Regions from separate parts of the Homo sapiens genome. Here region 1 is linked to region 2. A link is an interaction called in ENCODE POLR2A ChIA-PET data of the cell type or tissue named here. Cell type or tissue: PC-9. All regions are shown on one strand.

Evidence for each region. Peaks named below come from ENCODE experiments on the same cell type or tissue, not always from the same donor. Only the 100,000 strongest peaks of a DNase experiment are listed, where the experiment ranks them.
Region 1: POLR2A ChIA-PET joins it to region 2 with 5 read pairs; 1 of 35 experiments calls an interaction of 5 or more read pairs at or near these places.

Annotation. Positions count from the first base shown.
Region 1 is chr6:36,366,753-36,371,752 of GRCh38, forward strand. ETV7 (ETS variant transcription factor 7) reads right to left here. Exons shown (of 8, transcript NM_016135.4): 5 at 4,578-4,808; 6 at 2,177-2,319; 7 at 123-223; 8 at 1-10. Among named protein-coding and RNA genes, the nearest start is that of ETV7-AS1, 17 kb to the right of the region's middle. In PC-9, no CTCF peak of the experiment used is centred here; a DNase peak (open chromatin) is centred at 2,969; H3K27ac peaks cover 519 bases.
Region 2 is chr6:35,119,178-35,124,177 of GRCh38, forward strand. TCP11 (t-complex 11) reads right to left here. Exons shown (of 10, transcript NM_001370687.1): 5 at 2,940-3,160; 6 at 1,732-1,868; 7 at 1,252-1,469; 8 at 982-1,163; 9 at 51-214. Among named protein-coding and RNA genes, the nearest start is that of TCP11, 20 kb to the right of the region's middle. In PC-9, no CTCF peak of the experiment used is centred here; DNase peaks (open chromatin) are centred at 1,754 and 2,254; H3K27ac peaks cover 2,596 bases.

The sequences.
Region 1 (5,000 bases), 1.2 Mb after region 2:
CTTTAGAAATCTAGAATTCAGGCCCCAACTGCAAATCAGCTCCTGCCCCAGCTGCAGGGGGATTCCAGCCCACCCAACCCCAGTTCTGCTTCCCCTTTCACCACATCCCCTAGGCCACTCACCTGAACAGGAGTTTCTGCCCCGGTTCCTTCTTAATGATATTAAGCTTATAATAGTGGCGCAGGGCACGAGACATCTTCTCGTAGGTCATGTTCACCCGGTTCTGGAAAGCAAAGCAGCCCCACATCAGCCCCACTCCCCATGTCCTGCTCCTTCCACACCTGGAAGGGAGTAGGGTGGACTGGACAGCTTCTTAAGCCTCTCATTCCAGGGATCTGTGAGGGTTTATGAGTGCTCACTTGAGTTTGGAAGGAAAAAGGCAGGGGAAGGTTGGGGAAGAAATGATGGGGCTGGGCAGGGTGGCTCACACCTGTAATCCCAACACTTTGGGAGGCCTAGGTGGGCAGATCGCTTGAGGTCAGGAGTTTGAGACCAGCCTGGCCAACATGGTGAAACCCTGTCTCTACTAAAAATACAAAAATTAGCCAGGCGTGATGGTGCGTGCCTGTAGTCCCAACTACTCAGGAGGCTGAGGCAGGAGAATCCCTTGAACCCAGGAGGCAGAGGTTGCAGTGAGCCGAGGTCATGTCACTAGACTACAGCCTGGGCAAAAGATTGAGACTCCATTACAAAAAGAAAGAAAGGAAGGAAGGAAGGAAGGCGAAAGGAAGGAAGGAAGGAAGGAAATGATGGAAAGGTTCTCCTGCCTACTTGGCTGAGAACATAGTGTGGGAGTGAACTGCATGTTACTTTTAAACAGCAAATGTCACAACAGTAACAAATAAATATATATATTTGTGGGAAATGCAATCAGAGAGACAGTATGGTGGGGTGGCATGGATGGCCTTGCCAGGCCACACCCTGGGTGACTTTGGCCAAGTCATTTCTTTCTCTCTCGGGGGTAGGCAGTGTGAGGTAGGGCCAAAGAGCCTGGGGTGTGGCATCAATTTAAGCCCCAGCTCCACCGCTTGTCAGCTGTGTCACCTTGGACAAGTTTCTTGACCTCTCTGAGTCTGCTTCCCCAGCTACATAATGAAAAGGAGAACACCCATCGCATAAGTCAAGGATTAAATTATTAATAGCTAATCCATGAAAGCAGTTAGCACAGTGTATGGCATGTAGTATATGCTCATTAAATGGGACTGCTGCTCTCTGGGCCTGTTTTCCTCCCTGTTCTATATGAGGATTAGACCAATAAGTCCTCCCGAACTTTAGTCATCTGCATCCTTCCAGCCACCAGCACTGCTAAGAGCAGTATAATATAGTGCAGCACATGGCCTGGGTTCAACTCCCTGTTCTGCCTCTTACATAGCAGGGGATGGGTAAACTTGGGGCAAGTTGTTAGCCCTCACTGAGCCTCAGTCTCCACATCCGACAACACCTACTTCACGAGCTTGGTATGAGGATTAAATGAATTAGTACAAGTGGAGCCCTCAGGGCAGTGCCTGGCAATCAGGCACATTACATCTTAGGAAAGGCTATAAATCGATGATTATCATTATCGTTAATAGTTTTCTTTAAAAGATTTTTTTTACTTAAAGAAACCTATTTATTTTAAAAGGCTACATTCCTTATATCACTGCTGTAAATCATGAGATGGTCATGGTAGTTACATTTTGTAATCCTAATTCAAAAATAATTATGAGGATATTAAACCACCTAAGATCATCTTACAGACACCCATTTAGGTATAGGCATTCCTCATCATGGGAATGCTGGCCTCAGTCATCCCCAGGCCTTTCCAGCCCTGACATCAGATGCTCCTGTTGGGCCTGAGACCTGGGTTTCTGTCCAGCTCCCCGCAGGAAAGCAGCTTCCTCATCTGGCCTAACTGTGCAGTTCATGTAAACATGCTTCTAAAGCCTGAAATACTAAGCAAAGGTAAGATTAAGCAATGAGAAGACACAATTGTTCAGTTTCAGAGACATTCCCCATCCATAAGAGGTAACTGCCTGTCCCTCAATAGCTCCCCAAATAAAATTATCCTGTCACTTTTGGGGCTGCTGATGAAGGCCCCATCAGCTGAGGATTGTCCCATAGTGCTAGGGGTCCACTCTGACCCCCAACTCTGTCCCCTTCTGGTTATGTTGAGACCATTCTGCTGGCCGAGGCTCACCTTGTGATTTCCCCAGAGTCTGGCGAGCCCATTTGGATCCACAACTCGGAAGATCTTGGCGTCCTTGTCTTCCCACTTGATGTAGGGCTCATATCGGGTATCAAGGAGCAGCTGATACACGTAATCCCACAGCAGGCGGCAGTCTGCAATTTAGCACAGGGAGTGCAGGCAGCGCAGCTTTACTGGAGCTGTGAGGACAGGTGTTAGAAAGGCACTCTTGGAAGCCTCCCGGCCAGAGCCCTAGGAGCACCAGCAGGAAGGTGAAAATGATGATATCAACAGAAACAGCCACTAATGGGGCTCCTCACGCATTGTCTCAGGCAGTCTTCCTGAGTCTGGGAAGTCGTTACCTTTATCCCCAGGAAGAGGTGAGGAAATGGGCTCAGAGGTGCAGAGGTATCTAAAGTTGCCAAGCTCCTAAGTGGCAGGTAGAGCAGGGAGTCTGACCGGCTCCACCCAGCATCAGAGCCATGTGAGGGCAGGTGCTGGGCCCACAGGCTGAGGGGCTGGGCCCCTGACCCCAGGTCCCTCTCTGCCCCTGGCCCACTCACTCAGCCCCCTGGACTTCTATTAATTATAACATCCACCCCTTCAAGCTCCCTAATGGTGAGGCTCAGGAAAACCAGGCATGCCATTGGGAGGGCAAGTGGGCATCCGGGAGCAACTGTGTGATCTGAAATCCCAGGACCTGGGCCTGTCGGCTGGGCCATTGCAGGCAAGTTACACAACCTTCTCTGAGCCAGCTTCCTTGTATGGGGTGGTGAGAGAATTAGGTAACATAATAGACCACAAAACCCTCAGCACAGTGCCTGGTATACTGTAAGTGCACGAAGAATGTTAAGCATTATAATTGAAGAATTCAGTAATTGCAAGAGGCTGAAGTGGGAGGATTCCTTGAGCCCAGGAATTTGAGGCAGCAGTGAGCTATGGTGGCATCACTGCACTCCAGCCTGGCAACAGAGTGAGACCCTGTCTCTTAAAAAAAAAAAAACCCAGTAATTGTGGATCATTGTGTTTGTTATTGATACATAATATTTATGCATGTTTCTGGCGTCCATGTGAGATCTTGTTGCATGCATAGAGTGTGTAACGATCAAGTCAGGGTACTTAGGGCATCCATCACCTCAAGTATTCATCATTTCTATGTGTTGGGCCAATTGTTTTTTAGTGACTTCTAGTCATTTCCAACCCAAAAGCCAGGCTTCTGCCCACTCTGTGGCTTCATAGAATAAATGTGGTGTGGACATAACAATGGGAACAATAGACACTGGGCACTGGGGACCACTACAGGGGAAGAGCCAGGGTGGAAAAAACTACCTATCACAGGCCGGCACGGTGGTTCACGCCTGTAATCCCAGCACCAAAGGAGGCCGAGGTGGGTGGATCACCTGAGGTCAGGAGTTCAAGACCAGCCTGTGGCCAACATGGTGAAACCGTCTCTACTAATAAAACAAAAATTAGCCAGGTGTGGTGGTGGGCGCCTGTAATCCCAGCTACCCAGGAGGCTGAGGCAGGAGAATCGCTTGAACCCGGGAGGCAGAGGATGCAGTGAGTTGAGATCATGCCACAGCTCTCCAGCCTGGGCAAAAGAGCCAGACTCCCGTCTCAAAAAAAGAAAAGAAAAGAAAAGAAAAACTTCCTATCAAGTACTATGCTGAGTACCTTGGTGACAGGATTATTCATACACCAAACCTCAGTGGCACGCAATTTACCCATGTAACAAACCTGCACATGCACCCCCTGAACCTAAAATAAAAGTTGAAAAAAAAAAAGAATAAATGCAGTGTCACTATTATGACTAGAAAAACACCCTTCAGCTTATCTGTCAGTCTGTCTGGTTGTCTGCCTGTTAATCCTTTAACAATGAATGCAGAGTGGAAGTGTATCATTTGGTTAGCGCTCAGGATCTGGAGCCAGACTGCCTGGGTTCACATCACACCTCAACCAGTGCTGTGTGATCTTGGAGAAGTTACTTAACCTTTCTGTGCCTCAATTTCCATATCTGTGAAATGGGGCTAATAATAGTACCAAACTCAAAAGGCCATTGTAGAATTAAATAAGGGCTTGGGAACCACGCCTGGCACATAGTGAATGCTCAATTATTTTAAAACAGATAAAGTTTTAAAAGGCAGGTGTGGCACTCCATGCTAATGTGAGTGTCAGAATATGACTGGGTAAATTGTCCCTGTGTGGGAGACAGGGTGAGGCTTGGTGATCCCAGGTATCACTGCCCTCTGTGACCAGATTGTGGCTAGCACACAGGACAGTCAACGCTACCCTGCAATCCCCCAGCCACAGACCTCCCATCACCAGGTCAAAATAGCCCTGTCCTCATCACTCGTGACTCTGAGACTCAGACTCAGTGCACCTTCCATGGCCAGAGGAACAGCCTCCCACTCACCAGCGATCCTGCCGTCAATGGGGGCCTGCGGCATCGCGGGGAAGGAACAGACCCCCTGGGTCCTGCAGCCGAGCTCTGCACAGTGACATAAGTTGAGGGACTCCTCCTTGCCAGGGGTCCACCTTGCCAGGCCAGGGTCATCCAGGTGGCCGAAGTTGCTGGTAAGCCCTGGGTCTGGTGGCTGCAGCAGGTGGCCCCTTCGGGTGTCCATCTGAGAGGGGCCAGTCACCTCTGCAAGCAGATGAGCACCAGTGGTAGCAGGCAGTGGGCCCCAAGCCTCCCCAACTCAATCCCTCAATGGTGAGCCTGGGAGCCCTGTGGGGCAGCACTCCTGATGCTCTTTCTCCAACCAGCCCCTGGTTAGAAGGTCAGGGAGGCAGTGGGGGGCAGTGGGTGAGGGCCAGACAGCCTAAGTGCTAACCC
Region 2 (5,000 bases):
GGGATCTATCTCTTCCCTCACCATTCTTACTACCCCACAAGCATACTCACCAATAACACTGCAGACACAGTTCTCCTTCTTGGCAATGTTCTGGAGCTGTCCCATTAGAGATGCTGTATTATCACTGCTTAGAGCAACAAGGCCCATATTCTTGAGGCTTTGATGGATTTCCTGAGATACCTGTTCACTCACAGTCAGTATAGCTTCCTCAGGCCTAGACCATGAAAGAAAGTAAGCTGGCACCCACCAGGTAACCCTGGCATAGGCCCAGGGCCCAGCATGCTGTATACCAGATGCCAGGCCCACTTGAGGGAGAATGTCAGCCACCCTCTCCACCCCTAAACCCCAGCCCCTGGCAGGCTATAGGGCCCAGTGGGTAGGTACAATGTCCTCACTGTAACCCTCAAGACACCAGCTATTCTCTATATGTGGCACTGTGTTCTACTTCTTAGCAAACAAGGTAAATGATAAAATCAACTCTGGAAAAGTATTTAGTTGTGCTCTTGGATCCACTCAGCATTCTTTAGTCCCATGGACTTTATTTTTATATATATATGTTTAAGACTTTCTTAGGCATTTTCCAGAATCATCTGTCCCACCTCATCAGTTATAACTACAACCTGGCCTTCTGATTCCTCTTTTTCCTTTGGTGTGATGGCCTGCACACAGCGGGATGTTCAATAAATATTGCTGACCGACTGACCAAGTCCTGGATATATGTGATGATACCAGCCCACAGTCACCACTCAACTAGATAATGACCCTTTTGCAGCAAACTATCTTCCACACCCTTTTTGGAAGAAAGGTTTTTTTTTGTTACACCCTCATGACCACTTATGGAAAGAAACCAACAATCTTTGTAGATGGTTCCACAGGGCCTTTCTGTGGTTTGTGGTAGACAGTAAGCAATCGTTCATTACCTGCCTATGTTCTAAATACCACATATCACCTTCTACTCTAAAAAGTAACTATGCAGCTCACCTGGAGTGAAAGTCTTCCAACAAGGATTTGGTTATGCGTTTCAGTTTATCTACAAATTGGGGTGAGCCAAACAAAACACTGCCGGAGAAACTACTGGCCACCAGCAAGACTGAGGCCATGACGGTTAACTGGTGCAACTGGGACTTCAGCTCCTGCAGCCGGGTTCTGTCCATCAGCAGGGTCTGGGAACCAGGGAAGAACAGGCTGTCAGGGGAAGTCCCGATGGAAGCCCTGAACACAAAACAAGGCAATGCCCCCAGACATTCCTACCTCAGGGAACTCTTCATTTTCAAGGTCCCAGAGAAGGAGGTTCAAGAAGCCCTGACACAGCACCATTGTGGGGCTGAGGGGCTCTGGGTTGTTGGCTGCCTCATTGGGAGAGGGGCCAGCCACACTGGAGGAGTCAGAAGTGTCTGGGCAAGTCGGAGGTGACATGGTGAGGTCTCCTGCTGCTTGGGTCAGCCATTTGGTGGTGTGATTAAGGAGACCTATGACAGGTAAGGGAGTGTGTAAGCATCTTTAGCATCTTCATCTCTGAGGCTTCAAGACCAAGGTTCTTTTCAAGTATACTCCTGGTCAATAAATAAATGCTTTGAGGGTCTTTCTGTCTTAGATAAATGTTCCTTCTCCCTCCCTTCACCTAATAAGCAACTTTCTATTCCTAAAAAGAGATAGAGTACTCTCTAACATTATAAAAGTCAGACCCAAGGTAATACCTTTCCCACTCCTGCCCTCACATTATATACATACTAGGCTGCTTATTGAGGAGTTCCTGGAATTTAGCCCGTTCATACTGAATGGAATGTTCCTGCAGGTGGGGTTGAAGGCTCTGGATAGTGTAGTTCACCATGTCCATTTTCATCCGGCCCAGAACCTGGAAGATCCCTCTGACACAGGGGGAAAGAGAATATTTATACTACTAAGCTAGAAACCCACCCAAGGAGTCATTAAATCACTGTATTTTAGAGTTAGGAGGGGCTTAAGACTAACTTAGTCTTACCTCCTACATTTTCAGAAGATAACATGTGGCCCAGAACCCAATACCCAGGGTGAGTCAGTGGCAGAATTGGGAACAGCTAAGTCTCTGGACCTTGAAGCCTTCAGTCTAGATCTCCTTCACTATGGTCATTCTGTTGCCTCTTAAAAAGGGTAGTCAGTGGAAAGAAATACACCAGCATGCTAACAATTCTCTTCAGGAAGTAGGATTATAGGTGATGCTATTTCTGACTCACTGGACCAACTGCTTTTTTTTTTTTTTTTTTAAACTTTCTGGGTCTTGGTTCCTAGAGTTGTGAAATACGGATGACCACTCATCACTGTCTCCTCATAGTGTGTGAACCGAAAGAAGAGAAAACCTGGGAAAGGGCCCGAGGGCTGGGCAAGGTCGCTCATGCCTGTAATCCCAGCACTTTGGGAGGCCGAGGTGGGTGAATCACCTGAGGTCAGGAGTTTGAGACCAGCCTGGCCAACATGGTGAAACTTTGTCTCTATTAAAAATACAAAAGTTAGCCAGGTGTGGTGGTGTGCACCTGTAGTCCCAGCTACTCGGGAGGCTGAGGCAGGAGAATCGCTTGAACCCAGGAGGCACAGGTTGCAGTGAGCTGAGATCTCACTGCTGTACCTGGGCAACAAGAGTGAAACTCCATCTCAAAAAAAAAGAAAGAAAAAAAAAAACCTGGGAAAGGGATGTTTTAACTCCTTAAAAGAAAGAAGTATGTACTGTAGTGTCTTATGGTATTACAGAGGGGGGGCCCAATCAAGCTAAGGATAACCAAAAGGCCCTGTGGGGCCATCTTTGGAAAAGAAGAGTGAATTGACCAGAGGGGAGAAAAAGGGTGTTAGTCAGGTCTTTAGCAGGGAAGAGCTGGTCAAGACGATGGCTATAATCTAGGTCTGGCCCAGCTTTTCCGGGCTCAGGGGCTAAAGCAGGTTTTTGGGGGCAGTATCAAGTTTCATACCTCAGTAGCCAAACAGGATCCGTAATGTTTTCTAGTTTCTGCACTGCTTCATCTCGAACTGGTGCACACAGCAAAGCCATCATGTTGAGAACGTACTTAGAGAGATAGAGGACTTTCAGGGCCCCATGTTCTGCCTCCTGCTTGAGCAAGTCCATGTCCAGAGCTTCTTCAATCTCAATTCTCAGGCGGTTCTGGCGTGGTAATAGCAGTGATAGCAAGATCTGCCCAGGAAAGAAAGTCAAAGGAGTTGATCTGTTTAGATCCCCAAACTTTATCCAATGGGCAATCCCTTTAGCTAAAGACATACCAGCCTATGTTTTTTAAGGATCAAGAAGTTGGGTCCCTAAATTTCCCATGGAATATTATTTATCTTTGTTTAGAGGCCGGTGACAATTCAAGGATCAAGGGGATCAATTACAGGAATAGTATATCATTTTCTAGGCAGAATGAGATATAGAGATGAATAAAATCAAGGAGTGTGGTAAAAAGACATACGGGGTACAACAAATATAAAATACCCACCATCACATGGTGATGACGTCTCTTAACTTTAAAAGGGAGGCATTTTTTAGATTATTTTACTTCAAAGGGCAAGGATGAAATAGGCATAGGAGCTGTTGCAAGTCACTGAAATAGCCTATTAACCCCCAAAATAAGTTCATGGTAAACAGGGACTCTTATTCATCCCCTGCCTCTGTAACACACAGGACATGGTGGGGGCCTAGGGTATAGGATTCAATGAATATTTAATTGAATAGAATATGGTGTTGTCATAGCAAGATCTCAACTGTTTACCTTCATGTTAAACAAATAAAATCAAAGTTGCTCCATACTATCTACTTTAATTGCCAAACTCTGCCAGTTACCAATTTGGAGCCTCTCAGCTCCAAATCTACCCTTCAGTGCCTACTCTGCAAAAACGGAGCTGGGCCCTTGAATTATTTTTCCTTTGCTAGCTGACACAATGTTAGATTTTTGTCAAAAGAGGGTGGTAAAAAGAAACTGCAAGAGAAAAGGGCCTTCCTTCTTGGCTCTGGTATGCTCCTCTCAGCAAGCTCCTGCATTGTGGAAGCTTCTTTGTTCAAATTACTGCATGGTTTCTGCCTCTTGATTGGCTCTGACTGGTAAAAAGTTGAGTGAGGTTTGATGACCAGCAAGTTTCAAGTACTTTAGATGCCTTAAACACATGCAAACTTGAGGATAGCAGATGATCTCCACAAAAATTCAGGGGCCTGTCACCTCAGTAAAGTTTCTAGAGTTTCAGTGGTCAGGAGCTTTTCAAGTGATATCCTCCAAGGTGAAGGACAAATTGCTGTACCTGAACCACCCACCATTAAAAAAAAGGCATAACACTTAGTAGGCCTTTTATAATATTTTTTTTCTTTTGAGACAGAGTTTCAATCTGTTGCTCAGGCTGAAGTGCAGTGGCATGATCATGGCCTCCAACTCCTGAGCCCAAGTGATCCTCCCACCTCAGCCTCCTGAGTAGCTAGGACTACAGGCACATGTCACCATGTCCAGCTTAGTTTTCTTTCTTTTTTTTTTTTTTTTTGGAGAGATGGGGTCTCGCTGTGTTGCCAGGCTGGCCTCAAATTCCTGGTCTCAATCTATCCTCCTGCCTTGGCCTCCCAAAGTGCTGGGATTATAATCATAAGCCACTACACCTGGTCCTCCTTTTTGGATTCTTTTGAGACAGAGTCTCACTCTGTTGCCCAGGCTGGAGTGTAGTAGCATGATCACAGCTCACTGCAGCCTCAACCTCCTGGGCTCAAGTGATCCTCCCACCTCAACCTCCTAAGTAGCTGGAACTACAGGTATGACCACCATGCCCAGCTAATTAAAAAGATTTTTTTTTTTCTAGAGATGGAGGTCTTGCTGTGTTGTCCCTGCTGGTCTTGAACTCCTGGGCTCAAGAAACTTACCCTCCTTGGCCTCTCAAAGTGCTAGAATTACAGGCCTGAGCCACCACAGCCAGCCCCTTTTCGGATTTTTGAGGCAACATGCACCACATTTGTGTTTGCTACTTTGACATTCATTTGAGTGATTTTGATTTATTTAGAA